Linked DNA regions of Mus musculus: regions 1 and 3 are each linked to region 2. The links are chromatin contacts, found by Hi-C or POLR2A ChIA-PET in ENCODE. All regions are on one chromosome and are shown on one strand. The core of a region is the stretch at or near the end of the contact, and the rest is flanking DNA. Distances in the headings are between cores, read along the strand shown.

The links. A loop is a pair of places that touch in the nucleus more often than their neighbours do. ChIA-PET counts read pairs that join two places held with the same protein, here RNA polymerase II (POLR2A).
Region 1: a loop to region 2 is called in a map of heart, with 1.8 times the contacts of the local background. The contact joins the enhancer-like site here to the promoter of Col4a2 in region 2. A Hi-C loop is called at or near these places in 3 of 37 maps with a recorded cell type or tissue (gastrocnemius and heart). POLR2A ChIA-PET finds 5 or more read pairs at or near these places in 4 of 5 experiments (Patski and embryonic stem cell).
Region 3: a map of heart shows a loop between it and region 2 (1.9-fold over the local background). The contact joins the enhancer-like site here to the promoter of Col4a2 in region 2. A Hi-C loop is called at or near these places in 13 of 37 maps with a recorded cell type or tissue (Patski, gastrocnemius, heart and 1 more). POLR2A ChIA-PET finds 5 or more read pairs at or near these places in 2 of 5 experiments (Patski and embryonic stem cell).

Annotation. Positions count from the first base shown.
Region 1 is chr8:11,346,185-11,348,884 of GRCm38, forward strand. All of the region lies in intron 3 of Col4a2 (collagen, type IV, alpha 2), which reads left to right. Among named protein-coding and RNA genes, the nearest start is that of Gm46030, 7.4 kb to the left of the region's middle. Within about 2 kb of position 1,390, at least 1 of the 3 ENCODE cell types and tissues checked has a DNase peak (open chromatin) inside an H3K27ac peak, as active enhancers do; it is heart, where a contact is called at or near this core.
Region 2 is chr8:11,311,384-11,314,083 of GRCm38, forward strand. It overlaps Col4a2 (collagen, type IV, alpha 2), which reads left to right and starts at 1,422. Exons shown (of 48, transcript NM_009932.4): 1 at 1,422-1,731; 2 at 2,036-2,124; 3 at 2,247-2,301. The coding sequence starts at 2,081. It overlaps Col4a1 (collagen, type IV, alpha 1), which reads right to left and starts at 1,443. Exons shown (of 52, transcript NM_009931.2): 1 at 1,133-1,443. The coding sequence starts at 1,216.
Region 3 is chr8:11,272,401-11,275,100 of GRCm38, forward strand. The region is part of intron 1 of Col4a1 (collagen, type IV, alpha 1); the gene reads right to left. The region is part of intron 1 of Gm32709 (a long non-coding RNA gene); the gene reads left to right. Among named protein-coding and RNA genes, the nearest start is that of Gm32709, 13 kb to the left of the region's middle. Within about 2 kb of position 1,296, at least 1 of the 3 ENCODE cell types and tissues checked has a DNase peak (open chromatin) inside an H3K27ac peak, as active enhancers do; it is heart, where a contact is called at or near this core.

The sequences.
Region 1 (2,700 bases), core at 140-2,639, 35 kb after region 2:
ACACACACACATGAATACACATAATCAAGGATAATAAAGATTAAGTCATAACAAAAAGGTATTAGTTGCTAGGGAAGGAAACCCGTGGACTGCAGACATTTTGTGCTGCAGACAGAACATCCCCTCACGCCATGACAGCTGTCACCTGCATTTCTGATGTTTTCCGTGGCTCCGTGCTGGCCCTTTGCCCCGTTCCACCCAGCTGACCACACCTGTTTGGTCACTGACTTTTGCCTCTTGACTCCTCCCCCACAGCCTCTCCCCAGGGCCGTTGCCTGGCTTTGCTAAGTTTCAACCTCTGGATGGGATGACTCAAGATGAGGAATCTCAAATCCCCACCCTGCACTTAAACCGCACAGCAAAGGAGCCCCAGCTCATCCTGGTAGTGACCCCGTTGCTCTCCGAAGCAAGGGGACCCGTGCTTCTGGATAGCAGGCTAGAGGTGGCTTGTCAAGCTTCTCCCTGCCCACAGCAGGAGGGCAGTGCGCCATCTTACCTGTTAAAGGGGAGACGCACTTGGGCTGGTTTTGCCTCCATTAGGGAAGCTCCTAAACAGGAAGCAGCCGAGGCCAGATGAGCATGCGTGACAGGAAATGCCACGTTCCCCTCTCCTCCATCTGCCCAAGGCCCACTTGTCTCCACCTGCAGTCCAGGCCCACCCACACCTGAGATCATCCTAGCCTTGGGCCAGGTGTTTTCTGAGGCAGTGTCTGGCTCATACCTCCTTGGCTGAAAGCTCAGCCTTCATTCCTACGTCTGCAGCCCCAGGCCCACAAGCTAGGCTGTCTGTCTGATGTTAATGACCCCAGACTTGGACAGCAAAGAGTCTCTAAGAAGCCATCAGTGCATCCTCAGCTCCTGTGGGATGTGGGCGACTGGCCTCAGTTTGGAGTTCAGCAGGGTTAGGGCGTTCTCCACCCACTGTCAGCAGCCCCTACCCACAGTCCCTGTCTGCCATTCCTCACATTCAAGCCCACCAGCCCACCTCAGGCCGTGATCAGCCATCATGGAATTAGTGGTGTAAGTCGGGAAGCGTTCTGGAAGGCTCCTTCAGCACCCTTTTCCCAGCACGGCTCTCATGTTGCCTTGTCAGAAGCAGATTGGGTCTAGAAAGCACCATCTTGGAATGCCTCGGTGGCTATGTAGCTAAAGCTTGCCTTAAACTCCTGACCCTCCTGCCTCTGCCTCCCAAAATGGGTGTCATTTCCCAAAACTCAGATGAGGCATACAAATGTGCTGCCGTGGGGACAGCAAGGAGGACACGTGCTCCACAGGTGCACACCTAGGACAATTCAAGAGCACCCTGCGGCCGTAACCATCATCCTGGAAGTTCTTTAGTGCTCCATCTTCCTGCCTCTCTTGTTCTACAGAACGGCCTGACCTCTCCCTTCTCTGTGAGACCACCCCACCCATCCATGAATGTGCAAGGTAACAGTGGCCATGCCACCTTCTGCCCAGTTATCGGTCGCCTAGGTGAGCAGATAGAGCACTCCTGCCCATCATCAGCCTTTCTGCCTAGCTGGCAACGGTCTCAGGATGCTCTAAAGTGGCTGCACTCGATTCGGGTGCCCTGGAGATGCTTTTAAACAAAGGCAGTGAGTTGGCTGGACCTCTGGGCCGCCCACTGTGTGCGCCACAGAGATTTGCGTTTCCTTTCCATATACCTTGTCTTGCTAATACCATGTTGGAATTATTTCCTTAATTTCTAAAGCTGCATGTGCGGAAATGGCTTATACTTCCTGTTTTGATAAACTAATAGAACTTTACAGGGAGCCTTGTTCCCAAGTTGGCTCTGTCCCCTTAGTCGGCCTGTTGCTGGATTAAAGAGATCTTTAGAACGCCCAGCTTGACTGGACTTGTGACAAAACAAAGACTTGTATAGATTACATTGCCTGAAAATAGGAAACATATTACCTTTGGCAGTAAGGCTTACCTCTCAAGTTGCTAGAATCCGTTATTCAAGACTCCTCTGCAGAGGAAGTTGGGGTTGGATGCTGGGGGCGATGTGTGGTGGGATCTCTGTAAGTTCCCTTCAAAGCTGCTCTTTTTGGCTGGAGGTGTACTGGCTTAAAAATACTTCCTTGGACAAGATGTTTCTTGGAACATGTGGAGGACAAAATATTCTTTGTTTTAGGACAGATGAGTTTTGTTCTTGGATCTTCATATAAATTTGAGTAATCATTACTTTTTTTAATGCACAAATCAAAAACAATAGCCTGTACTTTTTCCCCTTTCATGAACATATAGTGTGTCAGCTTTAAACGAGACTCACATCTGCAGGAACCTGGGTGCGTTTCTGTTGATTTACGCCGCCCTTACTGTACATGGTTGGTCTGCACAAGTAGCTAGAGAAATTGTCTTGAGGCCTTTAGATCACTTGTGGGTTTTATTTTTGGGTATTAAGAGCATCTTCAATGCCCTGGGTGTAGATGCCGGTGGAAGGAAGGAAGGTGCTGAATGCCTCGCGTGGCACTCGGGACTGAGTAGACCCTATTCACCAGGCACGGAGGAAACTCTTCCTGTCTGTCTTGTGGGACACGGTCCCTGGTGAAGGCGATGTGATACTCTTGTCTTGTCACTGCCAAGAACTGCTGGAAGGACCAGGAGCCAGCGCCACTCACTGTGGGACCGGATGTGCTCTTAATCTTGCAGCTGCTAGCACTGATCTCTGCCATACCCTGACACATTCCATTTATAGAT
Region 2 (2,700 bases), core at 172-2,671:
TTAATCATCCTTCTTCAGAAAGGGAGGCAAAACCCAATTAAGAAAACCCCTAGTAACGTTACCAGTTTATTCTAGTATGTAACAGTTAATAATTTATAGCATAGTTGATCAGTATCGCTCCTGCAGGAAAGAGGTGAAATTCTTAAAAGGAAAGGAAAATGCACAATTAAGCAACGGTTTCTTTTAAAACTTGGAAGCTTCGGTGAGAAGCAAACGTCGTTTTTTAGGCATTTGAGGGGAAGGCAAACTGTGGAGAGGCCACACCTTGTGGCCTTTGGGCCTGCATGGCTGTCACAGCAGCAGCAGCAGCTGAAGTGTATTCTCTAGGGGCGAAGGCAGAAAGTCTGGCCGGGTTCCTCCAGAGCTGGAAGTCTGGCTCTTGCAAACATCTCCCAGCGCCCTCCTGGCCAAGCACAGCACCAGAGGAAACAAAAACTTAAAAAAAACAATTTGCGCAGGGAACAATGCGACGGAGTTTCGCTTTGGTTTCACACTCAAGTCTAAATGTGGTTATAATTTTCAGGCACGCACTCATAAAAGGCAAGAGTCGAGGCAGAGACTTTTAGGATGCGGAGAAGAGCCCCGCGTCTGTTCTCAAGCGTGCCGTAGGCTACACAAAAGTCGTGGGAAAGCAAAAATACAGATGTTTCCAGGCAAACGGCCCAAAGCTGTTCAGCCTCAACCATCACGGTCTCCAAACAACCAGAAACACACCCAAAGCGGTTCCCCCTGCACATGAGTGTAGGACTCTGAGTGGCGTGGGGTGTGCCTGGCCACCCTTCCAGCCCCGACCCACTCGCGCGCCCCGCCGCTGAGAGCCTTGGCGATGAGGGTTCAAATCTCACTGGCTCCTCGGTACCCTCACCCCGCCGTGGTACACGCTAAGCTTCAGTCCCTTCCTAACTCTCCCGCACCCAGTGTATAACAAAGGAGGTTCCGTAATGGATGTGCGATCGCTGCCCACAGGGACTAGGAGAGGGAGACCCGGGGGAAGAATGCACCTGGCCGTGCCACCCGCGGTACCCTCGAGGGCCAGGCGGCTTGACTGCGCCAGGCGCTGGACAAAGAGGCCTCGCGGGGCGTCAGGGGTGCAGGGAGGGAGGCTGGGGAGCGCAGCCCGCAGGGAACTCACCTTCGCAGCTGCTCGGCTGCGCTCCTCGTGGAGCAGAAGGGCGGCGAAGAGCAGCAGAAGCCAGACGCTGAGCCGGGGCCCCATGGTGGCGCGCCCGGGGCGGCAGGGGACCAGCAGAGACGGCGGGGAAATGCAGCCCAGTTCCCGTGGGCCACGGCGAGGTGCTCAGTCTCGGAGGGCCCGGGCGTGAGCCCTGCTCACCGTCCCGGGTGCGGTGACTCTGCGCAGAGACCTGAGCGCGCCGCCCGAGGAGCTCCCCAATTTGTTGGCGCTGCCCCCTCCCCTCGGCAGTGCGCGGGCGGCGTCTCCAAGGGGAGGACCCTGCGGCGCGGGTAAGAGGCGGAGGCTGCGCGCCGCTCGGGACTTGGTGTCGCAGGGAGTCCGAACGCCGGGGCTCTGCGCTCCGCACCCAGCTCCTCCCGCGCCCCGATTCCACGAGCCCCTTGGCTCGCCAATCCCGGGCAAGCACCAGCAAGGCACGCCGGGGCCGAGAGTCCGGCGCCCACGGAGCAGAGCCAGGCCGGCCTGGCCGCCGGTGTGCCACGGGCCAACGCTTCTTCAGGGGCCCATGCGCGCGGGCAGCAGCTCCTGACCCTGAGGTGAGAGCGACCCCCGGGAGGCACAGAGAGCCAGGCCCCAAGTCGCGGACCTGTAGCGCCGGAGTAGGCTGAGGCTGCGCGCTCCGTTGGATCGGAGCTGGGGGAATAGGGATCGCGCTGCATGGGCTGAGGAGCTCCAGGCAGGGCCTACGGAGAAGAATCTCCCTTTTTCTGTCTCCTGATGGGACAGAACTTTGGTCACCCCGCAAGGAAACGAGGGACATTATGCGGAGTCAGGGTGCTAAGATGACGATGCTCTCTCTGCCTGCCACCTTTGCTAACCCGCTTTGTCTCTTGCCTCCAGGTTAGGAAGGGATCGAGCCGAGTCTAGAGCTCAAAGACTGGGATCATGGACCGAGTGCGGTTCAAAGCGTCTGGCCCTCCCCTGCGAGGGTAAGTCGCCTTCTGCCTGGTCTCCTAGGTGAAGGGGACCTTGCATGCATATTTCAGGAGTTGACAAGTTGGGGCCCGCATGTTTTGGTCGCTTTCTTACCCTCCCTCCCTCTCCTGTGCAGGTGGCTGCTGCTAGCAACTGTGACAGTGGGACTCCTGGCTCAGAGCGTCTTGGGGGTAAGTACCGCTTGAACTCCACGGCGCTTGGAGTTCCGCGCCCGTGACGGGTTGGGACGCTCGCGGAGCCTCGTGGAAGACAGGCTCGTCGAGCCCACCTGAGTGTGCGTGTGCATTGTAGGTGTGTGCTACTGTGTCTGCCAGCCGCTCGTCCCGTGCAGTGCAGGAGTCGGCCCTCTCTAGGGAGCTAATAATTAAAACGTAGCCTCAGGCACCTTTTGCTGCCAAGCTTTGGCCTTAGCAGCAAGGGAAGAATGTCTATCACTAGGCCACGAGGCGCACGGACAGAGGGGGCTGGGAGCAAAGAGTTTCCAGAAACTCAGAGGTGGTGTCCAGGCACTGTGGTGGGCAGAGAGCATCTTGCTTAAATATGAGTCTCTGGGGAGGGGCGGGGCAAGG
Region 3 (2,700 bases), core at 46-2,545, 39 kb before region 2:
AGTTTTTATGTTTCCCATCCCTCCAAATAGGGACATGTGGAGCTCTGCAAAGCCTCGACGGCTTATCTTTCAGATTTGTTTTCACATTTCCTATCCTGTGAAAAATGTCAAAATACTTTCCTAAGGATGTCGCTAGTCCACTGCACTTCCTGTCATGGCGCTTCCTCAGGGGTCTTCAGAATAATTACTTACCCAACCAAAGAAATATGTGAATGGGGAAACATGCATTTCAGGGCTACCAGAGCAGAATTAAAAGCACACACCAATGAAGGAAGAATGGTGAGCCGCCCTTTCATGTGCTATGGGTGCTATGGTCAGGGGATGCAACCCTGTACAAAACTGGAAATATCCATAGAATGTCTCCTCAACTATATAGAATTAGAAAATTAACATAACTAAGTAGAGATCACAATATGGGGTCAAATATCACCGCCTAAATAATAACTGCTTAAAAGATTAGGTTTGAGTCAGCTTTGATGGCACAGGCCTGTAGTACCAGTTAATTGGGAGGCTGAGGCAGAGGGATTCCACATTCAGAGTCCACGTGGGTCAACAGTGAGCTCAAGATCAAGCTAAACAATTTAGGGAGACCCTGTCTCAAAATAAAAAGTAAGGGGGGCAGGAGTATAGGCTACTAGTGGGCGCTAAGCCTGTGTGAAGCCCAGAGCTCTCTGTCCCCAAAACAAACCAAAAACTGACTTTTGCACAGCATTTTTGGACTTCCAAAAATAAGCCTGGTTGATTCAAAGGTAAAAATATTGTCCCCGCAGGCTAAGGGGCTCATACCCGCCATCACCTACACTTATATCATTATTTTATAACTTTGTTTTGCTTTTTTTTTTTTTAAAGACAGAAAGAACTCCCCAGGAGATGTGAAACCCTTCTTTATCTTCATTCAGCTGAGAGGAGAATTTAGTTCAGGAAAATATCATTTCTGTCTCTTTTGATAATGGAATACAGACACAGAACAACCATTACTACCCTGTAAACTTACAAAATAACTCTGCCCCAGTTTGAAAACAACTACAAGTGTTGATACATTCTTGGCAAAACATAAAATTAAAAATTAGCAAGCCAGTTGAAATCCTAATGTTCGGCTCCTCTCTCCTCCTTCTCTGCACCCCCAATAATATGACTAAGGCTTTGCCAGCACAATTCATGACCCATCTGCTTCTCATTTGAGACCAAGTTGCAGAACCCATGTGGGCTCCCACCAACACCACAGGCTGCGGAGGCGAGGGTGTCGGCTTGGCTTCGAGTCGAACCAACATGTGACCACACTTCTGGTCCTATTTTCCTCCCATCATGCAACTCTGGTGACTCATTCTCATTGCTTTTCTTCCCTCCCACTGGATGGGGGCGGGCATCAAATGTTCTTGCTGGGGAAGAGGACACCCCATAGGGAACACATAATGAAGTCCAGTGCCTCGTCTCCAGAGTATTAAGTCTTTCTCCAGCTGCAGACAGATGAGGCTATAATTAGCTGTCATGTGACGGTGGCCATTGGACAGCAACATTCGTGATGAGTTGGTGAGCATGTATTCCCACAGGGACCCACGGAGGAGATGACCTAGAGAGATGGTTCCCGTGACTCTGAGTCACCAGCCAGGGACATCGAGGTGGGCTCAGCAAAGTCCCTACTTTCAGACAGAACTCATCCTTCACTACATGGCCGCCTACCTTCCGCATCCCTGCATGCTGTTCTCACTGGTCCACGAGGTCAGAACACTTCCTCTTCCCCTCCCAATATTATAGCCATTGACCTCGCAAAGACTATCAACACAAGTCAGGCCATGATGGTTTCCCAGTTGTCCTTAAGAAAGACTAATGTTACACAGCCAGGCATGAAGAAGTGGAGGAGAGCTATCTCCTCCATCTTGGAGATGACGACCAAGCTTGTTTCTGTCCTTCTCCTTTCCCCCTCCTCTCAGTCCTCCTCTTTCCCTCCTCCCCAGTCCTATCTTCTTATCCTGCCTCAGCCTCTGAATTCAATCACCTACTACCACTTCTTACATCTGACCCTCAGGTCAAATCCCACCATCTTTTCCACACTGTACCTTCAGAGAGGTCCCCAATGGGCTACGTGTGGAATCTGGGAGCTCTTGGGGAATTCCTGATGCCTTTCACTATCTCTCTGACCCAGCGCACTCTCTGTGCATTCCTACACTACAGGAACCATTCCAAGCACACGCTCTGGTTTGACTCTGCACCAAGCACATCATATACACCCTACCGCTCTGTACAGAGTAAAGACTGCCCATCATCAGGGCCATCTTTCAACACCTTTCTCTCAGAGACCACAGATAGCAGCAACAGAGCAGAAGGGTTCTCTTCCCACACGATGTGAGTGCGCAGAAACAATGGATTATTTATCCTTCCGCATTCCACTGGCTGAGCCTTTAGGGAGCCTTAGTTTGTAGCTAAATGAAAAGGAGGAAAGAAAGAAGCCTACGTGACTAGGGAGATAGTTCAGGAATGACTGACCCGAGGCGAAGCCAGTTGCTGGAGTACCCCACCATCTTTCACTGAACAATTAAATATTTTAAACCACTGCTGATAGTGTGCCATTTTCTACTCTCGTGTAGACAGAGTGGAGGGGAAGCAAGAAAGAGAAACCAACAGAAGCTTTGGTACATCCTATTTCACAACAGATGATAGAGGGTTCCATCCTCTTATTCAGTAATTCTATTGTTAACTACT